Linked DNA regions of Mus musculus: all the other regions are linked to region 3. Evidence: chromatin loops called from intact Hi-C (ENCODE). Cell type or tissue: heart. All regions are shown on one strand. Region 1 overlaps Gm32379 (a long non-coding RNA gene). Region 2 holds the start of Gm31838 (a long non-coding RNA gene). Region 3 has its middle 7.5 kb from the start of Gm32224. Region 4 has its middle 21 kb from the start of Gm32379. Region 5 overlaps Zmiz1os1 (a long non-coding RNA gene).

What was found. Hi-C counts contacts between places; a loop is a spot of excess contacts. Peaks named below come from ENCODE experiments on the same cell type or tissue, not always from the same donor. Only the 100,000 strongest peaks of a DNase experiment are listed, where the experiment ranks them.
Region 1: a loop joins it to region 3, with 2.0 times the contacts of the local background. A loop is called at or near these places in 4 of 42 quality-filtered maps.
Region 2: it touches region 3 in a loop (2.8-fold over the local background); 5 of 42 quality-filtered maps call a loop at or near these places.
Region 4: it touches region 3 in a loop (2.1-fold over the local background); 2 of 42 quality-filtered maps call a loop at or near these places.
Region 5: a loop joins it to region 3, with 2.1 times the contacts of the local background. A loop is called at or near these places in 3 of 42 quality-filtered maps.

The regions. Positions count from the first base shown.
Region 1 is chr14:25,199,838-25,204,837 of GRCm38, reverse strand. It overlaps Gm32379 (a long non-coding RNA gene), which reads left to right. Exons shown (of 5, transcript XR_383275.2): 4 at 193-252; 5 at 2,559-3,255. Among named protein-coding and RNA genes, the nearest start is that of Gm32307, 3.2 kb to the right of the region's middle. In heart, a CTCF peak has its summit at 2,357; no DNase peak of the experiment used is centred here; H3K27ac peaks cover 2,693 bases.
Region 2 is chr14:24,777,186-24,782,185 of GRCm38, reverse strand. Gm31838 (a long non-coding RNA gene) reads right to left here and starts at 1,108. Exons shown (of 7, transcript XR_874416.2): 1 at 991-1,108. In heart, CTCF peaks have their summits at 2,805 and 3,009 (motif pointing left); DNase peaks (open chromatin) are centred at 1,855 and 2,835; H3K4me3 peaks cover 1,112 bases; H3K27ac peaks cover 2,878 bases.
Region 3 is chr14:25,117,981-25,122,980 of GRCm38, reverse strand. No RefSeq gene overlaps it. Among named protein-coding and RNA genes, the nearest start is that of Gm32224, 7.5 kb to the left of the region's middle. In heart, a CTCF peak has its summit at 2,800 (motif pointing left); no DNase peak of the experiment used is centred here.
Region 4 is chr14:25,229,882-25,234,881 of GRCm38, reverse strand. No RefSeq gene overlaps it. Among named protein-coding and RNA genes, the nearest start is that of Gm32379, 21 kb to the right of the region's middle. In heart, no CTCF peak of the experiment used is centred here; a DNase peak (open chromatin) is centred at 2,811; H3K27ac peaks cover 2,428 bases.
Region 5 is chr14:25,394,178-25,399,177 of GRCm38, reverse strand. All of the region lies in intron 1 of Zmiz1os1 (a long non-coding RNA gene), which reads left to right. Among named protein-coding and RNA genes, the nearest start is that of Gm32645, 5.0 kb to the left of the region's middle. In heart, no CTCF peak of the experiment used is centred here; DNase peaks (open chromatin) are centred at 2,047 and 4,117; H3K4me3 peaks cover 766 bases; H3K27ac peaks cover 3,380 bases.

The sequences.
Region 1 (5,000 bases), 82 kb before region 3:
CTAAATGCTATGAAATTTCTAGATTTACTGGGAAAACAGTAGGTGCTAAATTAATGCTACCCCTTTGTTTCTTTTTGCTGTCTGGCTAGGACCCGCCACGGAGTTGTGAACTTGGGTGGCAGATTGTGTTTCTCTGGCCCTAAGGCATTCTTGGGCCACAAGAGTCTTTGACTGGAATGTTGTTCTTTGCAGGGAAACCCTGGAATCATCAACTTGGGGCCTATGTGTGGGAAGCCAAGCTGTAGAAAAACCGTGAGTGGGCTACCACCTCCCCCTACTTACGGCCTGGGCTTGCTGAGTTGGAGAGTTGCAAGTAGAAACGCATAAATAAGGCAAAGCTTGGGCACATGTGCAAAGAGCCACTTGCTCCACAGCCGGATCCCTGACCAGACATTATCTCATCCAGCTCTGTCCTGCCAGGTCCCGCCAGGTGACGCCGCAGGGCAGGTGACACCAGCCAAAGCTTTTAGGGTAGAACTGTACGTTGAATCACAAGGCAGGTGGGACAGGACTCTGACACTGAACTGTCAGGGCAGAGCAACCTGGCCCCTGGTTCTGCACACTCCTATGACCCAATGCCTCTAGGGTTCAAAGGATCCCACAGGGGGAGGAGTGGAGTGGGATGAGGTCTCAGTCCCCAAGCTGCTGTAGGAGGTCACCAGCATGCACTGTGCCTCAGATCATGGGGGAGGTAGCAGTCAGGCCAAAGCTCTCCTCTGAGAGTTGACTGTGGGCAGGTCTCTTGGGAAGCTAGTCATCCGTGTGGCTTCTCTATGCGGCCTTTGGATCCACAAGAGAAATAAATGATGCATTATGCATTACTGTTAGGAGGATGGAAGGACGAGGGACTCCAGGGTCACATGGTTGGTGCAGCATGAGCAAGGCCCTTGTCCTCCCTCAAATGTAACCCATGGGGTCCAAATGCTGCCTTGGATCTATCACACATATCCAGGGATATGACTGTCCCCAGACCTCGGTGATTCTCAGGTAGGGGGAAATGAGGTCATAGGGTCAAGAGTGGGGACATGGGCTCAGACACACTTGAACTTTGCCCTTACGTTTGCTGCTTGCTGGGGCTCTAGGAAACTCATTCCACTCCCGTCTCTGATTTTCTCAGTCTCCCCCCACCTAGTCTTGTTTGCTTTTTTTTTTTAGGTTTTTTGAGACAGGGTTTCTCTGTGTAGCCTTGGCTGTCCTGGAACTCACTCTGTAGACCAGGCTGGACTTGAACTCAGAGATACTCAGAGATCTGCCTGCCTCTGCCTCCTAAGTGCTGGGATTAAAGGTGTGCACCACCACGCCCAGCCCCCCCTCCCCCCAGTTTTATACTGATCTCACAATGTGATTCAGAAACCTAGATTATAAACAACTGCCCTCAGGGCTAAAGAGCTGGTTTAATCAGCTTGCCACCCAAGCATGAGGACCTAAGTTTAATCCCCAGCACCAACACATAAAGCTAGGCATGGTGTGTGTATTGTAATCCCAGCTCTGGAGAGGCTTGTGGCCAGCCAGGCTAGCATAATTGGCAAGCTGAAGGCCACACAAAGAGACACTGTCTCAAAACATAAGATTGTTGGCTCTGAAGAATAGCCTCAGAGGCTGATCCCTGGCCTCCATACTTGCCTGTACTGACACATGTACAACACACAAACACACACACACACACACACACACGTTTAGATGCTGCATCTTCTGTATAAGATGGTCATCAGCAGACACATTGCACAGGCACTCCCATGCCTCCCCACAGAGCCCTCAGCAGACATAACTAACGGACTGCATTTCCTATTGTTCAGTGTGGACATTTCTCTTAGACTTTCCCAGTTCAGGATGCTCTAGGTAGTTGTTCCCATGTAGCAGAGGGCAGGCTGACACTTGTCCTCTCTACCATCTTCTGAGAAGATGTTGCTACAGAGATGGGTGTAGGGATTGAGTAAAGTCCTGAGTAAATGAGGTCCTGAGCTAATGTATTGTTTGTCATGTGCCATCCATGGGAAACTGGCAACGCCTTCCCACTAGGAAGGTCTGAATCTAAACGTTGGCAGTGTGGGCAAAAATGAGCAACTGCAGCTTTCTCCTCTTGGATGTTGAGAGCCTGGGAGTGCTCACTACAGACACCTCTTACTGAGACCAGTTAGCCCCTCTTTTCCTGCTGCACATAAGAAGTATGCTGGGCTCTGGGCTGCTGTAGTTGGTGCCACTCCATCAGGGTGCACACCACCTCCCTGACCACAGCTTTTCCATATGTGTGCCCATTATTCATTCCCTTACTGCCCCTGGCATGTCAGGTCCAAGTGTCACTGGAGGTGGCATATGGGCACTTCCAGGAAGGGCTGGAGCTTGGGCACAGTAAAACTGGCCATCAGGGGGAGCATGCAGATGGAGACTGGGCCAGTTCAAGGGAGCCTTGGTAGTGAAGGAAACTTGAGCAGTATCAGAAGCACTGAAGATCTCCTGGTTGAAGGCATGGCCTGTGAAAGATCAAAGGGGAGAGCTAACCTTGCCAGGGCACGCTGGGCTTCGGGAACTTTGCTAAACTTCTCATTTTCTGTTTACAGAGGTTTGAGATAAGCTCACATGTAAGAAGACAGAGGCTGGACAAAGTAACGGTGAAGAATGTACAGTTAGTTTTGGCTCCCAACTCTATCGGATGCTATGGCTGGCTTTCTCTATCAGGGTGATTTGATCGACCCCAGCATTCAAAGCAGGAAGCCTTGGGAAAGCCTGGGCAGCAGGCTTCAGGGGAAAGAAAGGGGTAGCTCTCCTGATACTCCCAGGTCAGGGCAGAAAAGAGGGCCCCAGTGATACTTTAAAGTCCTCAACTTGCTAACAAGTTTGGTATGGCTATTAGAATCCTCATGACTTGGGAGTATGCAAAAGACCTGTACATTTGGCTTCTCTTAGAAACTATGTATTATGAATGCTGGGTTTGTAGAGTCATGGGTGACAGTGGGAGTTGCTAAGCATGGGCGGTCTGGCTGGTTTCTTGTTCTTTCAGTCCCTGGAACATTTGAATTTCAGGGTCTTACAACAGAGGATAGAGGGTGGGTGTCACTCCCTGCTACCCCCTTTCTTGGTACAACTTCAGTTAACTTCTGAACCTTAATTGGCCTATGGCAGATACATTTAGACTCAAGAAGCCAGTGACTGAGAATAAGATCTGTTAAACCTGTATCCTTCCAGAGCCTACTGAAGACCCACACCTCTGCCCCCTGCCTCATGTTCACTGGGGAAGAAGGAGGAGGGGGAGGAAGAGGATGAAGAGGAGAAGAAGAGAAAGAGGACGGGAAAGAGGAAGAGGAAGCAGCAGCAACAGCAGCAGCTCCTTCATGGGCTCTTGAGCCACTTACACACTCAACAGTGTGAGCAGACTGATTTATAGAGTCAGCTCTTGAACCCAAAGTCTGACTTTCAACCTCAGCCTGGCTGTCCCACCTGCAGAAGATGAGCCTGAACTGCTGACAAGGCCATTGCCAGGGGAGAAAGGCTTCCTTCAGGCATGAGTAGGGAATCTAGCCAGCTCATGTGAGCTCGCAGGCACTTGCACCCCCCCCCCCCCAGACAGAGAGAGAGAGGGAGGGAGAGAAGGAGGGAGGGAGGGAGAGAGAGGGAGAGGGAGAGGGAGAGGGAGAGGGAGAGGGAGAGGGAGAGGGAGAGGGAGAGGGAGAGGGAGAGGGAGAGAGAGAGAGAGAGAGAGAGAGACCAAGACAGAGAGGCAGAGGCAGACAGATACAGAGGCAGAGACACAGAGAAAACTCCATTTGGTAGGGAGAAGGAGGGATAGACACTATTGTCAGAGTGGACCTTGGACACCATTCTTCTCCCCATGCCTGGGCTGAAGCCGCCCCAAGCTTGGAGGTGTTATCTCCAGGCTCCATCACAGGCAGTGGGAGCCACAGTTAAATTTAAGTGTGCATCCACACTCCCCACACCAACATTTTCCATCCCTTTTATGGATTTCTGAGGAATGATAAAAAGCAGCTGTTTTGGCTTGGGAGCCTGTGAAAGAAGGGAAGGTGGTCCAGCCTCCTCCAGGGAAATCAGCGCCTGCTTGTTTGTTTTGCCTCCCAGACTTCTCTACCGGCTCCAGGATGTATGTGTCCGGTCCTGCCCCTTACTGCACTCATTGCAGTCTGCTTTGGGGAGATTCTGTAGACACCCAAGGGCTTCCCAGCAATGGGACCTCAGTCAGGGTCTGTCTTTCCCTTCCCTCTTCTAAAAAGAATGGTTCTCAGAGCCCCCTTGTCCATAGGACCAGTGACATGGTTAAATGCTATGCTGTAGGCTACGAGCTGGCATAGTGCCTGGCACAGCATTGTCACCTACCAGCCTTCCTGCTTGCCTTTCCGACTCTCTGTGGGTTAGAGCTTTCCTGTGAAGCAAATGGGCCTGGCTAGTGCTCCTCACCTACTCTTACTGTTTCTATTCTCTTTACTGTGGATGATCTTAGCCTTCACAGACCCTGGGTGCCGGGGCTCATAGGCCAACTGGGTCTCATAGCAACCGTAAGATTGAGTTTATAGTGTTGCTCCACTGGTGATATTCAGAAAACAAGAGGGTCTCACTCAAGACCCTTCATGTATGTGGGTTAGTATAAAGATTTGCAGATGGGCTACAGAAGCCTGGACCAGAACTACCCCAGCAATATCACCTTCCACAGCAATCATGCTTTGGAAGGGTTGCAGCCATGGCTGGCAAAGTGCCTGCTTGGCTTCAGTACCTATTTGTGTCTTACTTTCTGAGGTAGGTTTCATTTCGCCACAGTCTGGTATGTGCCTATGATCCTAGCACTGGGGAGGTAGAGTATGGGGAAACCATTAGCCTGGACTACATAGTAAGACCCTGTCGAAAAAAAAATATCCAAGGGCTAAATAGCATAGCACTTGTCTGACATGCACAGGGCCCGGGTTTCATCATGCCCACCCACTCTCTGAAGCATCAAGTATGCAGGTAGCAAAAGGCAGCCTTGGATATGCACTGCGTGTGTTTTAATCCCCCTG
Region 2 (5,000 bases), 340 kb after region 3:
AACCGTGTAGGCCAGGGTTGCCACCAACCAAACCAAACACAAGCTTCATGCAAGGAGAAAGCGAAGAGACATTAGAGAGGTCCAGCTGGAAGGAGAGGATATAGAGCATATATGCTGCTTTACACCCTGGACTGCCTGCCGCCCAGCCATACTCAACCTTGGGGCTTGGGGATGAGGGGCACAGAATCAATGGCTCAGACTCCCAGACTCCAGGAGCAGGTGAGATGGGGTAGCAAGCTTGTTTATTAATTCTCAGGGAGCGCCCTTTATACCCTCCACCTACATCCCATTGGTCCCAAGCAAGCATGGCCTCCAATTGGCAGTTCCCTATTGGCTGTCATGGTCTGCATCATCAATCTCTAGGCTCTTAGGCAGGGTTCAATTTGACCCTCATGCAGAACAACTGCATTTATGTAGAGGCGGCCACCACCTTGTCAATAAGGCCTGCCATTCCTTCTATACACATACAAAGAGATGCAAGGGTGGCTCCAGATACAAAGGAAGTTGGTAAAAATGAAACCCAGCAGGGTCAGGAGCAATAGAGCAAGCAGTAGCTAGAGGCAAGGGGATCCGAGCCTCAGGGATGAACTGAGCACCTGCCCTGGGCAAGGACCCCTTATCAATTCTTTTCTCTAATTGAGTAAATCTCAATTAGTTCTCAGCAAGTAGACCTCTGAACAAGTGTTATACTGTGTCACCTGCAGAGGAGGACACAGAGGCACAAAGTACAATTGCTTGTTCAGGGGCCATTGTCAGAAAGCAAGAAAGCTGGGATCCGAGCCCAGGCCTAACCTTTTGGGCACTCACATCTTATCCACTTGACTTTGGATGTTGTGAAAATCAGTGAACTCTCAGACTTCCTTCGAAAGAAGGATGTGTTGGCTAGGATCAAGTGGTCCATTGAGCAGCATCAGCTCTCAGGCAGCAAGAACCCTTGAGGACACAGGGATGTGACAGGACTGGTGAGTGCTGTGGAGAGACAATACCCACCTGGCTTCCCATGTGAACATTCTGTGGAGGTTTTCAACATTAACCTTTCTTTGTGAACCAGTGCTCCTCAGCAAGATGGAGGCCAGGGAGAGTCACATCAGCGGGGCGCTCTCTGCTGTATGAAAACCAAACAGTACGTCATTTTCTTAGACATAAAGAGTGCTTCCTAGGCCCTTCCCCATCTCCCACACAGGAGCTGACCAGTAGAGGTACTGTCCTCATCTACATAAAAGGAGTGTGGACCCTACGTCCTTCTGCCTTCCCAACTCATTGCTTTCTTGGTTTGGGCTGAGGTCATTTGTGTTTGAGACAGGTCTCAACACATAGTACAGGCTGGCTTCAAACGCTTTTTCTGCCCCAGCCTCCCAACTACCAAGATTACAAGTTTTGCAGCAGTGCCCAGTTGTACTTCACAACTAGGTGGTCACCTCAATTCATCCCCAGCCTCTACCACTCTAGAGTAGAAGCCATTATGGTAGTGCACCTCAGAGTCATCGGCAGGACCCTATGACATCACGTGAAGACGGTACTCTGGATGACACAGGGCTTCCCTGGCTTACAGTCCCCTTAACCCCGTGCAATGGGGAACGTCTCCTTACTGTGGTCTTCAGAGCTGGGGCTTGTGAGGAGAACCAAGCACCTTACTTTCACTGCCAGCTTCAAGGGTCTGGGGCTCTGACTGCTGGCTAGAGGCTAAGAACTCTCCTGGAAGCCCAGCCACTCACAGGACTGACAGAGCAAGTGTCCACAGGGGAGGAGATGTGGATTATCGGAACAGGGAGGTGAGCAGCTGAAGAGGCCAGAGGAACCTCAAACCCAGCTACAACCCACACTGGCCAGCTGGGAAGGTGCCTCACAGTGGCAGGGCTTCTGATCTTGTAAGAGAGAAGCTGAACATCTGGCCAAGTTTTAAAATGGACTTCCTCCTCCTCCTCCCCACTGCTCCTCCCTGCCCCCTTCTTTCCTGATGTGTGTGTGTGTGTGTGTGTGTGTTTGTGTGAGTGTGAACTGTATTTCTCAATCTCTTCTCAGTGAACCCAAAGCTCCCCTATTTCTCTAGACTAGCCTGCCAGTGAACCCCGTAGATTCTTCTCCCGTTCTAGGAATTACAAGCCCATGGGGAGACTCAAACTCGAGCCTTCCTGCTTGAGTAACTAGCATTTCATCCACTGAGCCGTCCTCTCAGCCTCTTAAATGCAGTTTTTTAAGTGCATCTAATTTAGCAGGAGTATGAACATGGGGAGGGGTAGTTTGGCTTAGAGAGTGGTTAGGATCTGAATTACATTGTTGTCATTGTCCTCAAACTTTGACAAGGACAATCCCCTGCTGTGTTGAGTGTGTAGGTACATGCCCAAAGAGCACCTATTTTGAGCAAGGCTATGAGAGTCTCCAAACGCAGAGATAGATTGTCCCCAAGTTTGTCAGCCAGAACCATTCCTCCCATGTGCGTGAGCACAAAAACAGAAAAGACACTCAGGTATCTAATGTATGACATTTATTGTAACCAAGGGGCCCTACACCCGTGTGTTGGTACCTAGACATGTGAACTCCTGTGCCCACTGGGCTGTGCCCTCCGTAAGATGTGCAGCATAGGGCAAGGCTGCTTCCTGAGATATCCCTGAGGGGTGGCACTGTCCACAAGGGCGCACGGTAGTGGCTGCTGCAGCGAGGAAGAGAAGGCGCCTGCGCGTTAAGGAGTCGAGAGACACAAGGCACCCGCAGGGAGGGCCTAGCGAGCTGGAAAAAACGCTGGTATCTGTCCTGCTTCCAGGTCCCGGTTGTCCGCCCCGTCCCCAGCCCCGCAAGAGGAACAGTGGGGAGGAAGTGGGAGGGAACAGAGAAAAGCTGGCAGTGTGGCAGCTGCACCCTGGGCGCTGTGGGAGGGAGGAGGGCGGCGCGCAGCCGCGGCCATTAGTCACCAGATGTCACCTTCTGCTGCCAAGGCGGCGGCTGGCTCAGACAATGGCCGCGCGGTGGAGGGGCGGGCCCGGCCAACCCCAAAGCCTCGCCTCTGCTGACACCTACTGCCCTAGGCCCACACTCAGGCTGCCCAACCTCGGAGCTCTTTACTGGGGCCGTTTCCTTGCCTGGCCCCAGCACCACCTGCTCCACATCCCCTCCCGTTTATCTGCAGAGCCGGCTCACTTTTCAGTGCTAGCGGCACCTCCCGCGTTTCCTGCTTGCCTCCTTGGCCCTCCTCCAATTTCAGAACCTGTCTCTCAATGTACAGGACTGTCTTGACTACAGAATGGGTGGTGTATGGTGGGGCAGGGACTCCCATTTTACCGCCCTGTGGAAAGTGCCTGGTACCTAGAGCGCTGATCTCCAACGCTGTAAGATAGTTTATCTCTGCAGTGGTACACTTAACCCCATTCAGAAAGAAAAAAAAAAAAAATCCTTCCCTCACTCCAGAAATCCAACCATGGAATTGCTGCATTTTCTCTTCACTGGGCACAGATCCTTCCTCCATCACCACCCAAAAATTAAAAAATTAAATAAAAGGGAGTCACCCTTTTATGATGGCTAACGCAGAGCGAGACCTTTCATGTTCATTTAAAATATGCCCAGGCCCACTGGAGTGCGATGAAGAGACCACTAGCTTGTGGGATGAAGAAGTTGTCTTCTATATGAATTGAGAGGACCAGGAAGGAAACACGTTAAGCTCTGTCAACCAAGCATGCATCTGAGCTCCAGCTTTGGATTTTTGTTTTTATAAACCTTTCCAAATGCAAACAGTCTTAGCCCAGGGACCATACAAAAGCAAGCTCCAGACAGGCTCTCCGTTCCCACGTATGCATCGCTCAAGTGGTCATACTTGCAGCATCCAGGGAAGAAGCTTGGCATGTCTGCAGGCTAGGGTCAGGGACAGACAGTCAGACTCACCCAGGTTGGAGTCTCAGTTTGTCCCTGGGCAGCTCGTGACCTTGACCAAGCCTGGGGGTAGGGGTGGGGGTGGAAAAAGCTTTGGAATATTCTTGAAGATCTGCTAGAAGTGCATGGGTTTCTACCATTTATCCCTTACTGCACTGCCCCAGGGCTATATGCAAGTTCAAGTACACACTCTGAACCTCAAGCCAGAGTAGAAGAGAAGACTGAGTTATAGCCACAGAAAAGGAAGTCACCTGTGCCAGATAGATCGGAAGTAGAATCCCAGCCTTGCCCTAGCCTGGCTGTGTGACCTTTCAGTAAAATAACACATCGCTCTCTCGCCTCTGCTGCTCCCATCCCGGCATGCTCAGGGTGGCTGGTTGGTCTTGACCAGAAAGGCACATAACCCCACACCTGAAACATGACAAACCAAAGGGGATGGTGTCACTGCAGCTGTTGTAAGCTCTCTGTATAGATATTCAGATGACCTTAGGTCCTAAGGCCCTCTGACTCTCATCTATACCCAGGGCAGATGAGAGATGGTGGCCATGTAATCAGGGAGTACTGCCTGGAGGAGGAACTAGTATGACCTTATCCCTTCATGGAGCCACTGGTCTCCTGGGGTCGGGGAAACAGTTGAAGGGGGAGGAAAGATAGCTTTGGATCTATGTTGTCCCTTGGGAACGAGAACCCACAGTGACAGGGACAGAGGAGCTTCCCTCTTTCTGCACCAACCAAGATTAGACCAGGTGACTGCTTGTAGATTTAAACATCCTTGCTGAAAATACAATACCCTTTATTACGAAGGTCATTCTTGCATGATAGCAAATTCAGATGAGTCCAAAGGAGACAAGTGACATGATACCCCATCCCCCATGCTTCCAAGCACACCCAGCAAAGTCGGACGTGGTTCTAGGAAGTTCTGTGTCTTCTTTCATGTTTTGCTTTTCTGGTAACAACTGAGAACCTGGGAGCCTTCACTGCTCAGGGCTCAAATATCTGCTCTTAAACACTGAGTCCCATAGCTTGAGGTGGTCAAAGGCTTGCCCTCCATTCTCCTGTTTCCAGGCACCTCTGTTACAGACGCTCTAGGCTTATCTTTTCACACATTTCATAGATAGATGATAGGTAGGTAGGTAGAT
Region 3 (5,000 bases):
AGGAGCCCTCTACCTTGTTCCTTTGAAACAGTCTCTCCCTTGTACTTGAAGCTCTATGCTTTCAGCTATGCCGATTGACCATGGAGCCCCAGGGACCAGCTTGTCTCTCCCTCCCCAATGTTGGAATTACAAGGTCATGCCACCATAACCTTTTCACATGAGTGCTAAGGGATCCAAATTCAGGTCCTCGTGCTTGTGCAACAAGTACTTTATTGACCGTAGGGATTTGTGACATCAACGGAAGAGCCTCAAGAAGGTGTCATGAGAATACCTGGATCCCCTTACATGTGTCAAATGGTGGCATCTTATTTCCAAGCAAAATCTAGCTCTTGGTGACCTGTTCTCAAATTCACCTGGGGTGATCTTTTTACCTTGTTTCATTTGTCCTGAGTCTAGGAGACATACTAGGAAGATATTGCCTCCCCTGGAACAGCCCAGTGCCAAGGAAACAGAAAGTCTCTCCCTACAATAGGAAAGCGGAGGCCATACAGCTGGTCAGTTTTGCAGTTGAGAAACTCTAGTCTGGCTCTTTATCCCTATGTGGCAGAAACAGCATCAGTAATTATAGGGCCACAGCTGGACCCTAGACCTCTGAGGCAATCTTGTGGGAGGAATTGACGGCCCCTCTATATGTTTATGGGGTCGTAGGATCCCCAAGGTCCTTCAGCTGGCAATAGCTCCAGATTTTATGAGATGTGGTAGTCTTTCTTCCAAGATTTTCTATGCATCCGGTTCCTACCCTTTTCCATGGATCTCCTTCACATTCCGGGCACAGGGCATGAAGAATGCTAGGTACCCGCAGGTGAGGGTTTTGACTCAGGACTTGTGATCTCTGCATGCCAAGCTTTGGGCATGTCTTGTCACCTATAAAAGCCTGTTGGAGTTGATATGAGCCTATGTCTCTTACCGTTATCGCAAGCTCTGGGGGCAGAAATTTCTTAAGACAAAAGAGCCCAGGTGCTAGTCTTAGGTTGGTCAAGAATCCTATTTTTCTATCTTACATCTATGTCACTCTAGGCCAACTGTGTCACCTCTGTGAGCCCCTCTGAAGGAAGGCTAAGAAATAAATGCTTTACATATCACCCAGGGGCTTTGTAATGACTGGAAACATAGGAGGTACTCAGCAATTAGCAAATAACAGGTATATGATATATGTACAATAAATGCAGGGATCTAGTTCCCTTCCTTCTTTAGCTCCTGAGCACCTATGGAATGTATGAATCAGCTTTGTGTATCTGACACAAAATAATGGCGACACTAGTCTATAAAGAGAAACCTATTTTGGGTTCATGGTTTTGGTGCTTTCAGCCCGTGATCAGTTGGTCCTATTGCTCCAAGCCTGTAGGGATGCAGCTCGTCATGGTGGGGCTGCAAGACACAGCAAGTTGTCCACCTCGTAGCTGGGAGGTGTCCACTTCATGATTCCATGGGAGGGCATGATCTCAATGACCCAGATCTCACTAGACCTCATGTCTGAAAGGCTCCATTACCTCCCATTTCACCCACTGGCTAACAGCAACAGAATTCTGTTGTGACCCAGCTACCGCCAATTGCAAGGCCAGAGAGTCCACTGCTTGGTTCTTGCCTCTTGCTGATACTAGGGCAGTAGGCAGAACAGGTCCACTCTTAAACTGGCCAGCATTTACTTCTGAGCTTCTTTCTTTATGTGTCTTAGAGATCAAAGTCCTGGCTTTCCCAGGTATTCTCCAAGTTCTAGGTGGTTACTGAAGCAAGTTTGGACAATGGGGCATGGATAATTTCTTTTTCCAAACTGCAGGGTGGGGAGGTGTATTTCTGGGAGAGATTTTGTGGGGATCATTGATCTCTGAACTGTCTTGACTGAGGACTTAATTAAGGTTGATCAGATCGTGCACTTTAAATAGGTGTAATTTGCTGTACGTCACTTCCACCTCGGAGATGTTTCTAAACATTGCCAGGGGTTCCTGGGAGAGATTGACTTTCCTAGCAAGAGCCGACTCCTCCGTGGGAGGTGCCTGCACTGGCCTCTTCTCATGCAGGGAGGCAGGTGGCTATCTGCAGCCTGGGTGGCCATTTAACCATCTCAAAGAACAAACGAGTCCTCGTGGAGTGGATTCTAAACCCAACCTGAAGTCACCTTCCTGATAGGAGGAAATTGAGCTGGATGTTGGCATCGCTGTCAGCGAGGCCTCTAGTTCTTTGAAGCCTAAAGACTTCCTACATAAACCTGGGTGTTTGATCTGTGTTTATTGGCTAAGTCACTAAGCTGGAAGGAAGGCCAGGTCTTCGTGGCTAGAGGCCAGGAAGGCTTTTCATGGGAAGAGTAGAAACGGTGCTGAATCGGGGTAGGAGGTCGGATTTTGCTAATTGTGGACAGGGAGTGCATGGAAGCCAAAAGGACAGGAACAGAAGCCATAATAGCATGTTGTCTTCTAGATAAACCCACTGTCCCGGGTGGAGGCAGCCTTCCCATGCTCCCTCCATCTTGGCTAATAAGCTAGCTCATATTTTGTTCTCCTCCCCACATTATTTTCCCCCAGTGACAGAAAATTACAGCTGACAAGTGGCAATTGATCCCTCCACATTATTTTGAAGCAATTATATTGAAATGGGAAACAATGCTTCCAGGAAAATGGCCGATAGCAGACTAACACACAAAGCTTTCTCCAAGACAGATAGGCGAAGCCAATTTGTCCCACATCGAAACTGACCAGATTTTCTTCCCCTGAAATTACATTTAATTATTGCCTGGAAATCTTCAAAGCTAACTCTTGCTTCAACCCAAGGTGCAGAGGACATGCCAGAGTCCTTGGGTGCCCTCTAGAGGGTCTGGGGGCCCTGGGCTTGCCAGGATCCCTCCAACAGATAACCTTTGAATGCCCATGTACCAAGAAGGGAATCTGTGGGCATGTGGGTGAAGCACAAGTCAACTTCTCCAGGAAGCATGGTGGGGCAACCCTCAAAATTCAGGAATTAACAGAGAAAAACATGTTTCCACGGCTCCCTAGTATGGGTTTCAATGATCACCATCCTATATTGTTTGAATTTATACAATGCTACAACTAGATCTCTGTTTGCATTGCTCTGATGAGATGTCAAAGCAGTACTGCAGATTTATTGTTGTTTGTTTTTGAGACAGAGTCTTAAGCACACCAGGATGCCTTTGACCATGACCTTCTGATCCTCCTGCCTCTGCCTCCCCAGTGCTGGGATTATAAGCTTCCAGCACCACATGCAGTTTATACGGCTGTGAGAATCAAACCCGGAGTCTCGTGCATACAGGCAAGTATTCTACCACCTGAACATCTCCAGTCCTCACTGCAGATTTAAACATGAGGCTTAAAGCTGACAAAGTTAATGTCCCTGCACTACATCAGTGGTGTAACGCTGCCTTTGTTGTGTGCAGATTGACACCTGTAATCCACACAGGATGACAGGTGGCACAGGACAGCCCCACTGTGAATTTTTCCTGCTTCTGTGACAGTGGGATTTGACAATTTCCCATTATGTCTCTCCTCTGGGACTTCAACATCATCCATCCATGCATGTGCTGTCATGCCATTAGGGTCTCACCTGATGAGGGCCAACATGGCTAGACTTGGCCTTGTCTGTAGGCCTGTGGGATGCTTGTAAGACCAGCAGGAATGTTTGACCATGTGACCACTGTAAGGAAAAATAGCAGCTAGTCTCACAGTCTTCATCCTCTGTCATCCACCGGCTTCTCATAAGGAAGTGTGGAAAGTGTCCATACCCAGGCCCACCTCAGAGCCATGAAGTTAAACCCAAGGTGCAGTGGTGTGGAGAAAGCATGATATAAGCCAGCCATGCAAACATGAGATTGCATCAGAAGTCTGTGGTGAATGTGGAAGGGCCAAACACGGACGACCCAGCCCTGCAGTTCCTAAGTCTGATGGGTCATGTGTGGACACAGAAAGGGGCATCCCTCACAGAAACCCTGCAGTCCCTGCTCAAGAGACTCCATTTCAGGAGCCATCAACTTCAATGACAGGGATATTTAGAGAGTACATAGAAGAGCCTCAGTAGGAGACATGGCCATGGACTTGGCCTGAGACTCAGATCCCCTGACTCCCTACCTGCTCCCTGTGGTCTCTGGCCAATCACCACTCCACATGAGTCCCAGTCTTTGGTGAGCATCCTCTCCAGCTCAGAGAGTAGCTGGGAAGGCACATTGTTGGAGTCAGGCTTGGCTTGGAGTCTAGTTGTACTGCTTGACTGCTGTGTGGGCCCAGCCAAGGCCTTCATCGGCATCATGGAGAATAAGGCTAATGAATCATGGCTGGTTATGGGGTTTAAACATATGCTAACACTCTTTGTAAGCTCCAAAACCATGAATTATTTGCTGTGTAAATTGAAACTTAAGTCCAGGATAAAGGATGCCTGGGAACAATCCCCCAAGAGAAGCAGCCACATGTCCATCTCTTCTGTCCATACCAGGATTTCCTGAAAGCCACCCTACGGCAAACAAGCCCTTGTGTGTGCAAAGCTGAAAGATGATCTGAAATCCCAAGATGGATGCTAGTGGGTGGTCCAAAGGAGAGGATCTAATCACCCTCCCTAGCATTCATACTAAGGGAAGCAGGTTGAATGACTGCCTTTCTGAGAAAGCTCGACATTCAGTCAGCACTCCATATATCAGGGGGAAATATGATTGATGGAAGGGGAGAATGTAGGGCAGTGCATTAGTTTGCTTCTGATGCTGTGATAAAACACCACAATCAAAGGCAACTTGAGGAGGAAAAGGTTTGTTTCATGTCCAATGCTATGAGCCATCATTGAGGGAAACTAGGACAGGGACTCAAGCAGGGCAGGCACCTGGAGGCAGGAACTGGAGCAGAGACTATGGAGGAACTCTGCTTATTGAATGGATCTCTGTGGCCTGTTCATCCTGTTTTCTTGTACACTCCAGGACTCCCTGCCTAAGGGTAGCGCCGCCCATAGTGGGCTTAGCCATCCCACATCAACCATTCATCAAGAAAATGGCCCACAGACTTGCCTACAGG
Region 4 (5,000 bases), 110 kb before region 3:
TCAGGTTTTGTGTTTCTTCTTTGGCTAAGTCAGCCGTGGTTCTAAGAGAGTCCTAAGCAGGATCCTAGACTTACCTGAGCCAGATTCCCAGGCTGCATTGTTACATAAAGGAGATGGAATGTTCCAGAAGCAAAATTACTCATGAGTGAAAATTAAAGTTCAGGAAGGGTTAGTAACTCATCCTTACCCAGCCTTAAACGAGGCCTCTCTTCAGCCCATTTCCTCATATATTTCCAGCAGATTCAGATCTTACAGGCTCTATACTCACAGCTCTTGTCTTGGGGGGTCTTGGCAGAGCTGCCCTGGGTTGCTTAGAACCTCAGACCAGCACATTTTATTTATTTTATTTTTACAGAGAGGAGACTATTTGTGTAAACCGTCTGAACCACTCAAAATCACATGAGTACCATCTCACTGGCTCAGTGCCCTGCAGTCCTGTGATAAGAACACTTCCCTGGCTGGTGGGGATGCTCCCTCTACCAGGCTGCCTGGCTAACACTGCCCACCCCACTTTGAGGCACCAGGTGATGCTAGATGATTGGAGCTTGCTGCCACACTGGTCCAAACCTGGGGTCATCAGGTAGGGCCAGGATGGACAGTCTCTGAACAAGAGGAACACATAAGAACAGGAGACTACACAGAGAGATTCAAGCATGACATTGGGTATGGACCACCCAGTTGGCCAGTCCTGGACAGAAGGAAGTCCCTTCATGGAGCTGAGGTGTGGGTTCCATAATAGGACTCTCTCTTGTCTAGATCTTAAGGCACTGTTTTGCAGAGGCCCAGCAGTTTGCCTCTGCACTGGCACCTGGGGGACACTTATGCAGGGGTTCCACAGGTCCTACTTTGAGAAAGGTTGCTTCTTTGGTCATCCGGGTGGGAAGACCTCTCTGAGATGGGGTTCACATGGGACTGTCCAGCTCAGTGACTGTCACTGCTCTAGGTCTCCAAATAGGAGGAAGGTGGCAGGGGACAATGACAGTGTGGCCTCCCACGAGCCTTTGATCTGGCAGCTCCTGAAGCTCCTTCAGCAGCCTCTTGCTTACTAGGCCACTATCAGCTCCCTGATGCGGAGAGACCCTGGTAATGAGGTTCTATTAACGGAGCTGGATCCCGGTTCTCAGAACTCAATGTTCAGAATAAACAATGGGGCAGAATCCTATTAAAAAAGGCTTCCAACATGGACAAATTAAGCCCTTGGGAATGTCGTACAAAGAATACATTTTCCCAGTGTCGAATCAAGATCAATAGAGAAAAACAAATAATTTCAAGTGAGAGTTGTCATAATGACACTCAGGTTCGGGCAGGGGCGGTACACAGTATTTTGGCCTGAGGACATCCCAGCTTGTATAATGAGGGTGCAGGGGTGGGGCTGGTCCTGGACGGCAGGAGTGCATCGACTCCCAGGTGGCTCAGCCCGGCTGACACCGAGTCTCATTTGTCTCTGTCAAGGCTCCCCTGGATGTGGAGCTGTTACCCTCTCGAGTGCTACCCAGCTTGCTGAGGCTGGCCCAGCTCTGGAGTAGCAAAAGAAGCCAGAGTTTTGTTCAAAGGGGAGAGATCTGCACACACCCTGAAGAATGCTTCGTGTAACTCTCCCACAAGAGGGGAGGGTCCTTAGTCATCTCAAATGCCTCCTCTTCACCTTTCCCCATTTGCCGCTCACTTTGGACTGTCTGCCATGCCTGTAGCACCCAGTGTTCTCTCTGGCATCAGTAAAATTCTTGACTGTTGCCCCACGCTGGTCTGGAGGGAGTGAGCAGAGGTTTTGAAACTTCTACTGAATTCTTTCCTCCTCTTCCTGATTCTTGGTGACCTGAAACCCACCCCCATCTGTTCCCCCCAGAGTGCCAGGCAGGGCTCTCAGCTGGCATACACCCTCTCTTGCTCCCCCAGTGGATGTCCCAATGAATTGGGCTGTCCTGTTGAGTCACTGGATCAGAGAGCTTCCCTCTCCTGCCTGGGGTCCCTTGATTGATCTCAGCCCCCACTGTGGACTCTGAACCATACCCCATTGAGCAAGTCATTTTCATCAGAGCTCTGGGGGACTAGGGTGGACAAGACTCAGGTCTCAGGAGGCAGGGATGCTATTGCCTACCTGCTCCCCACTAGGAGACTAGGAGACAGGGGGAGAGAGAGAGAGAGAGAGAGAGAGAGAGAGAGAGAGAGAGAGAGAGAGAGAGAGAGTTGATGCTGGTACACAGTAGCCATGGTCTCTGATTTCAACCTGCTGTGCTGTTGTGCACTGGTGATGACTCTGAGTTTTCCCTCCATGCAGAGCTTGTGCTACATGCACTAGAGATGTGTGTGTGTGTGTGTGTGTGTGTGTGTGTGTGTGTGTGTGTGTGAGAGAGAGAGAGAGAGAGAGAGAGAAAGGGAGAGAGAGAGAGAGAGCGGGCCCACTTGCATGCTTCTTTAGGCTGAGCCACAGTACCCAGTAGGTGTTGTATCTTTTTCCACTTCCCACCTGACAAACAAATGACTGGGCAGGGACCTGGGGTCAGGTGGACTCCGGTCTTCTGCCTCCCAGAAAGATCTCCTCTGCTCTATTGGGGGTGGAGAAGAGATCTTTCTGGGAGGGTATAGGGTGGGTTATGGTAAGCAAATCTGAAGAAGGACTGGAGGTCTCATGGAGGGTCTGGGCCCGGCCATGTGGGAAGGTGGAAGCAGGAGAGTTTCCAAGCTGCTGCAGCCCTGGTTGGCCTGAGGCACACACTGCTGGGCTGGCTTGGCCTGAGGCCACACTGCAGCCCTGGTTGGCCTGAGGCTCACACTGCAGCCTGGTTGGCCTGAGGCACACACTGCAGCCTGGTTGGCCTGAGGCACACACTGCACCCTGGTTGGCCTGAGGCTCACACTGCTGGGCTGGCTTGGCCTGAGGCACACACTGCTGGGCTGGCTTGGCCTGAGGCTCACACTGCTGGGCTGGCTTGCAATGCTTTGCCTCTTCTAAAACCTCACAGTGAGTTGAGTTCCCACTGTGAAATGATGAGAGGATGGAAGCAAGGTTCCTATAGTGGGTGGAGCGAAGCTTGGGGGGGCCATGGGAATCCAACATAATCAGAAGGGTGGAGCCCTGTGCGAGATTAAATGTGGGTGGTCTCTAAAGAGCAAAGAGAGGCTAGAAGACACATTTCCCATCTCTCTTCTCTTTCTCATGGGCCTCACCATATGGCATCCTACACATCTCTAAGATTTTGCCAGAGAGAAGGCCAATTATCAGACTTGAGCTTTTGACCTTGGACAAGAACTATAAGTTCAAAGAAACCTCTCTTATTTTTAACTTTACAATGTCTCTGGTCTTGTTTGTGACTTTCATCATTTCTGGCCTTGTGTCACGAACATTTGAAGTTGGTTCAGGTAAGGGCTGCTCCCCTGAGACTCCTCCTTCCTTCACTGGGGATTACTATAAAGAAGTTGCTTGTTCAGCAAAACCTCTAAGAAGATCCACAGCAACTTTTGCTCCTCCTAATGTGCCAGGTACACTGGACAGTGGATGCCTTTACTTGTACCCTCATAGCTTTTGTTGACACACTATGCCACTTTTATAGTTACCCATGAGCAATGTGGCCAGCTGGGCAGAGGTGTCCCCAGCATCCAGAGCTTTGAAACATAGTGAAACCTGGTGCTGGGGGATCTGGGATCTAAGTCCCTAGCAGATAACCACTTCCATACAGTATTGTTATTCATTACTATTATGCATGCACATGCCGGTGGTAGCGTTGGTGGGGACCTAGCTCAGCCATTTTAATGGCAGCTAACTTCATTTCTCTGTGTTCAGCTTATGCAGAGGATCAGGCAGAGCTGGGCAAAGTTGCTTATCCCAATCTTGTCAGTGAGACTCAGAAACGGAAGTGGGGCTGGCGATGCTGGCGAGAGGCCCCAGAACCACACAAACACGGTGGGTGGTACATGCTTTGTTACTAAAACCTCTCCATCAAAAATCAGCCCACCAACCAGATAAGCTAACAGAAATGGAGACAATGGTAACGTCTATGGCGGTGGAGGCCAGTGGGAGGCCTGTGTTCCTTCTGGACCTCAGTAGTCACAAAGAATAGGAAACATGCATGCTTGCTGAGAGGGAGGGCTCCCCAAGCAGGTGCTGGGCCAGCAAAGTAAGGTACAGAGCATGGGACCAGAGGCCCAGCACATGTTAGGCAAGAGCTTTACCTCTGAGATACGAGATATACCCTTGACCTTTTTAAAAATTATTATTTTGAGACAGGGTCCTACTGAGTAGCCCAGGTTGGCCTTGAACTCACTCTGCTGCTCATGAAGGTCTTGCACTTTTGGTGATCCTGTCTCAGCCTCTCTAGGAATTGCAGAGAGGCTCTACCAGAGTCAACATGACAGTTAAGTGAAGCAGAGGGGTTGGGGGAACCTATTTGGGTATCAGAAATACACGGGATGTTATGGAATCAGTGGGAAGAGAGAAAGCTGTATGTAAAGAATCTCTGAATTCCATGCCTATCCCTCACTGATTTGTAACTCAGGGGAAACAATCTGACCCATGTATTCTTCAGTCTGTTCAACCAGAAAATATGGTAATTATATTTCAATCTCCAGAAATTACGGAGGGAAATTAGCAATGAATTAAGTCACCTAGGCAAGGCTTCTGGGTGGTTGAGTGTCTCCTGGCTGGGGCAGAATAAGCGAACTCTTATTTTATTTTTTAATTATTATTATTTTTTTTACCATGGTGCATCTCTTCTGGTCTACACATCTTCACATCTGAATTCAGTGGTGGAAGTGTGGCTTTCCATTCAGCCTTTTGTGTATGGTGTTGTAGTTTAATTAGAAATGCTTTTTCTGTCCTGGTAGCATGTACCCTAATGACCTGGCTTAAAAGGGAAGACACTGAAGTACAATCAACTGAGTTTTATCTATGGTGGTACTTCCTGGGGCTCCCTGCTCTGGACTGAAGCCTGACAGGCATCCCCACAGGATCCCCACAGCCAGTTGGCCCCCCTGGCTTCCCCAGGGAGAAGGTGCTGGGGAGG
Region 5 (5,000 bases), 280 kb before region 3:
ACACACATACACACACACAGCATCTTAGGCAGGGAGCTTTCCAGTCTTCCATGTGCTTTCTGCCTCTGCTCTCGGGACAGATGAAGATACTCCAGGAACAAGGGACCAAGTGGGATCTGGCCTACCTGTCCCTACCTGCCCCTCACCTGGGGACTGGCGCTGCTCTGTTTCCTCTTGGCCTTGATTTCAGCCTTTGAATTCTCTACCAGATAGATGACAGTTGCCACTAACCGGGATGGAAGCCAGTGCAGTTGGGGATGGCAGGGGGACGACATCTTTGCAAGTGTTCTCCGGTCACATGGACCTGGGCTAGGTTGGGCAGTGTGACCTTACACAGCTCATTTCTTATTTTGGGACCTTTCTCCCTTCCATTTGCAAAAAAATATCCTCAGGAAGAAATGAGAAGGGCCCAAGCTGTTCTAGCACCTAGAAAAGGTGTCACACACAGTAAGTGGCTCTTGCTGTCCTCCCCTGGACACTGAGCTGGTTATAACAGGCTTAGTGTCTTTTCCAAAGGGGTAGGTGAAAAAATTCTCATGTTAGAGGTGCTGGCTAGGTGTCTCTCCCTTGCAGCTAGCTAGCCCTGTCAACCTGGAGTCCTATTCTTTAGGCCGAATGTCAGGCTTTGAGTCCCAGGTTCATCTCTGTGTGTTTATGAAAGGGGGCTTGCTCCCTGAAGGCAAGTGGTTTCCACCTTTCTCCATGATCTTCATGGGTGCCTGGCACAACCTCAAATTTAGTGGCAAAGAAGGACTGGTGTGTTGTATACAAATGCCCTGAGCAGGGAGCTAGAGTTTGTTCCCATGATCCTCTTGGTGATAAGGAAACTGAGGCACGGGAGGAGGGGCTGTGTGGGGTAGATAGGAGATTCAGTGGGCAGGAATAGGAAAGGCTGGCTTGGAACCTGGGCCAGAGAGGAAGCAGGGACCCAAGGGGAGGAGGGACCAGCCTGCAGTGAAAGACTGGACAGTAGAGGAGAGGGCTGGGGTGAGTGGGGATCCCCAGGCCGAGGCTAACAGCATCTGGTGGCCTGGGAGTGCAAGCGAACCCACATTTGATGTGGTGTGACAGTTTCTGAGTGTCTGGGATGATCCAGGCTCCCTGCTCAGCACTCATTCATTCCATAGTCACCCCCAGCCCCCACCCTGTGCTCGGTTGCTGGTGTTGCCAGGCAGGCTGCTGCCTAGCGCTGTTCTTTGGTCATCTGGGGCCAGGGCCCTGGGATAAGACTCAGTCCCACAGGCACAGCATGCCTCAAGGCTGCAGGTGGCCTTTGTGGCCTCTGTGCCCTGGCTTTGTTTTCCCCAAGTGGCTACACAGAGGGAGGAGGGAGGCTGGGCGGCCTTTGCATGTGGCAGCAAATTTGGGCCATTGATTTCCATTTATTTCCTGCTCAAATGATCCAGGCCGGCTGCTGCTGGGGGTGGGGGTGGAGGGGGGTGCTCTTTAGCATTTTAAGTTTGCAGATAATTGGAGGAAAATAACTCCAATAATGAAATCTCTGCTGGATCACATTCTGATACGTGACAAATCAATTCATTTATGATACCTTCTTTGTCACACTGAGCCATTCTGGCGCTCAGTGGAAACCTCCTAAATTAATAAAACTGTTAAATCCATGAAACCCTCCGTTCTGAGCTGCACATCGCAGCACAAGTTTGAATCATTAAGGGAATAAAACTGATAAATGTGAGTGGGGGAGTGCCTTTGTCTGGAGAGGGGCCGGCTTTCAGGGCAGATAATTGTCTTCAGGGCCCATACAGCCTCACTGGGGTAGCAGGGGGCGGGGCGGGGGTGGGGCCAGGCACACTTTGAGGGTGGAAACCAGTCTTGACCTTACCAGCGTCTGGAACAGGCTGCTTCAGTAGTGAATTGTGTAGCTTCAAGCTTTTTAAAAGAAAGTATGATTTAATAGCAAAGAGAGAATATAAAGCCCTTATTGAACTCTGTCAAATTTGACTTGGCTTGGCAGGGGATTTTTTTCCAAAATGACTACGCTTGTCAGATCCCAAACTGTTCAGGGAGGCGTGGTTTAATAAATAGGGCGGAGGTGGGTGGGGCTGAGCTCAGGCAGGCTGAGTGGCCTCTTAGCTAATCTTCTTGTTAGCTGCACGTCCCTGAGCAGGCTGCTGGGCATCTCTGGGCTTCTGTTTTCTCAACTGTGACTTGGGAGCTGGGAGGAGGACCCTACAGCGATGAGTGTATAAGATGTACAGGAAAGTGCAGTGTAAACTGTCACGTGCGAGGCAGGGGTCAGTGAATGGTGTTTTCTGTGAATGGTCCCTGGAAGTTAAGGGATTCTGCAGTTCTTGACACACCAGGATAGATTGCTGTTGCTGTTGTTGTTGTTGGGTTAGATGTAGGTGTTACATGATTGTGATGGGATCTGCTGTGTGCTTCTGTGCAATATCCTACACTGATGTCTATTCCTTCGCATGTACACAGAACTAGCAGAGTCCTTGTATCCCAGCATCCCTCATTTAGTGTGGCTTGGCTCTCAAGCAGGGAGCAAGGAGGCCTGCACCCAAGATGCCAGCAGAGGCACCTCATTTCCTGCCCAGACAACCCAGTTCACAGATGCTTAAAGGACTGGGCCAGGAAGGGCAGGTGGGAACCCTTGGCCCTAAGCGACTGCTTTGCTTACCTCTTACTGCAACAAATCTGGAAATTTCCTGAAGACACCTGAGCCTTCCTCTACTTTAACTTCCTCTAGAGTCCTCTTTAACCGAGATCCCTGGAATGGTTGGAGTAGCCAGCCCCATCCTTGTCACTTGTGGGTTGTGAACCTACAACCCGAGAAACCTTTTGTGTTGTACAACACTCATTTATATGTTATGCGTGCATAATTGAACAAAATTTAAGGAGACTGCACTTGTCTTCAGTTCAGGAAATGCATGTGAGTCTACTCTATTTTAATCTTCTAGCTTTTATTCTACTCTAGTCTCTCTCTGTGTCTCTGTCTCTGTCTCTCTCTCTGTATAGTGATGTGCGCATGTGCATGCTTGAATGTGTGTATGTTTCTGTGCACATGCACATGAGGACTGACGTTAGCATTTATGGGCTTCCTTGATTGTTCCCTACTTTATATATTGGCACTGGGTCTCTCACTTAATCCAAAGTTCTTCAGTTCCAACTGGTCTAGTTAGCCTTGTCCTGAGGAACCCCCTGCCCGATCTCTGCCTCCTGAGTGGCAGGATTACAGATGGCTACCATGCTTGCTTGGCTATTATGTGGGTTTGGGGGATGCAAACTCTAGTCCTTATGTTTGCATGGTTAGCTTTTATCCACTGAGCCATTTTTATTTATTTTTAAATATGTAATTATGTGTGTGTGTGTGTGTGTGTGTGTGTGTGTGTGTGTGTGTGTGTGTGTGTGTGACATTCAAGTAGGAGCCTTTGGCGGTCAGAAGAGTTTTGGATCCCCAGGAACTGGAGCTACAAATGGTTGTGGGCCACCATGTGGGTGCTGGGAACCCAATGTCTGTCCTCTGTTAGCGTAATAAATGCTTTTAACCACTGCACTGTCTTTCCAGCTCCTGTTCTTGGTCTTTAAAATGATGCCTTGGTCCACTAAATTATCTATCTGTGCTACTAGTGGATGTGACCCACAGTTTAGAGAATTTGGATCTGGCCCGCTGCTCACCTTTTTGACAAGGGACTTGAGCATGAGTGCCATCCAGCCCAGCCATGTTACTGTATGGGCTGTGCCTGCCCGACTCCTGAAGGCATATGCCCCTCACTGCTGTAGTTGTCTGGTAACCCTGAGTTCTCTCACAGCCTTCCCACTGGTCACTCTGTGTAGGACCCAGGACCTATAGATGGAGATGGACTGTCACCATCAGCTCCACTCTACCTTCTTGAACAAAGGATGGAAGTGACAAGGTGGCTCAGCTACCCTCTCTGCTTCAGAGAGATCAGAGAAGGTGGGGGCAGGGAGCCCATGTCCCCGATATAATGAGCCGCGTGGCCACAAACCTGACAAGTCTTTGCTCTGCAGCATCAGGAATCCCTGGCAGCCACCAACACAAGCGCTAATTGCCAGCTTGGGCAAGGACGGCAGCCCTGACATCCATATCAATTATGGCCACTGGCCATGCCTGGGAGACAAAGGTCTCAGAGGCTGTCAGGCTCCAGTGTCAGAGCTCTGTCTGCCAAAGAAGACACAGAGACAATAGCCACCTATCACTACTCACTGCCTTGGCAGGCTGTGCCTGGGTGGGGTAGAGCCGAGCCTGACAGGTGAGGGGCCAAAGCAAGACAGCCAGGCTGTCTTACTGCTTGGACACGATGCTTCTCACACGAGTATGTGTGTGTGTGTGTGTGTGTGTGTGTGTGTGAACTCATGGGGGGCGGGGGAAATTGCTGGTTCAACTTTTGATTCATTCTGGTGAAAGTTTCCTGTGGGGAAATGGAAATGAACTTGGAAACATCCCCACTGGTGTTATCTACTTCCTCTTCCTCTTCTTCCTCCTCCTCCTCCTTCTCAGATTTATTTATTTTATGTTTATGACTGCTGTATTTGCATGTATACCTGCATGCCAATAGTGGGCATCAGATCCCATTACAGATGGTTGTGAGCCACCATGTGGTTGCTGGGAATTGAACTCAGGACCTCTGGAAGAGCAGCCAGTGCTCTTAACCATCTCTCCAGCCTCTTCTCCCTCATTAGTGATTTTTATGCTGAGAGCTGTGTGGAGGGGACAGAGGCCTAGTGGTGGCTTTTAGGACCGCTGGCCATGGTCCTGCACAGTGCGTTTGCTAACTCAGGTTGGGGTGAACTTTGAGTATTGGGACTCCAGTGTTGAAGAGCATCCAAATAACTTGGAAAGATGTTGGTCACCCTTGTCTGTTTCTGATTAGTGTCCCTGGGGTGGGGTGTAAGCAAGCCCTTACTAAGCACCCAGGTCTGGCCTTAGGCCATGGTTCTCAGCCTGTAGGTTGTGACCTCTTTGTCACACTTCTATCTCTAAAAATGTTTACATTACAATCCATAAGGTAAGC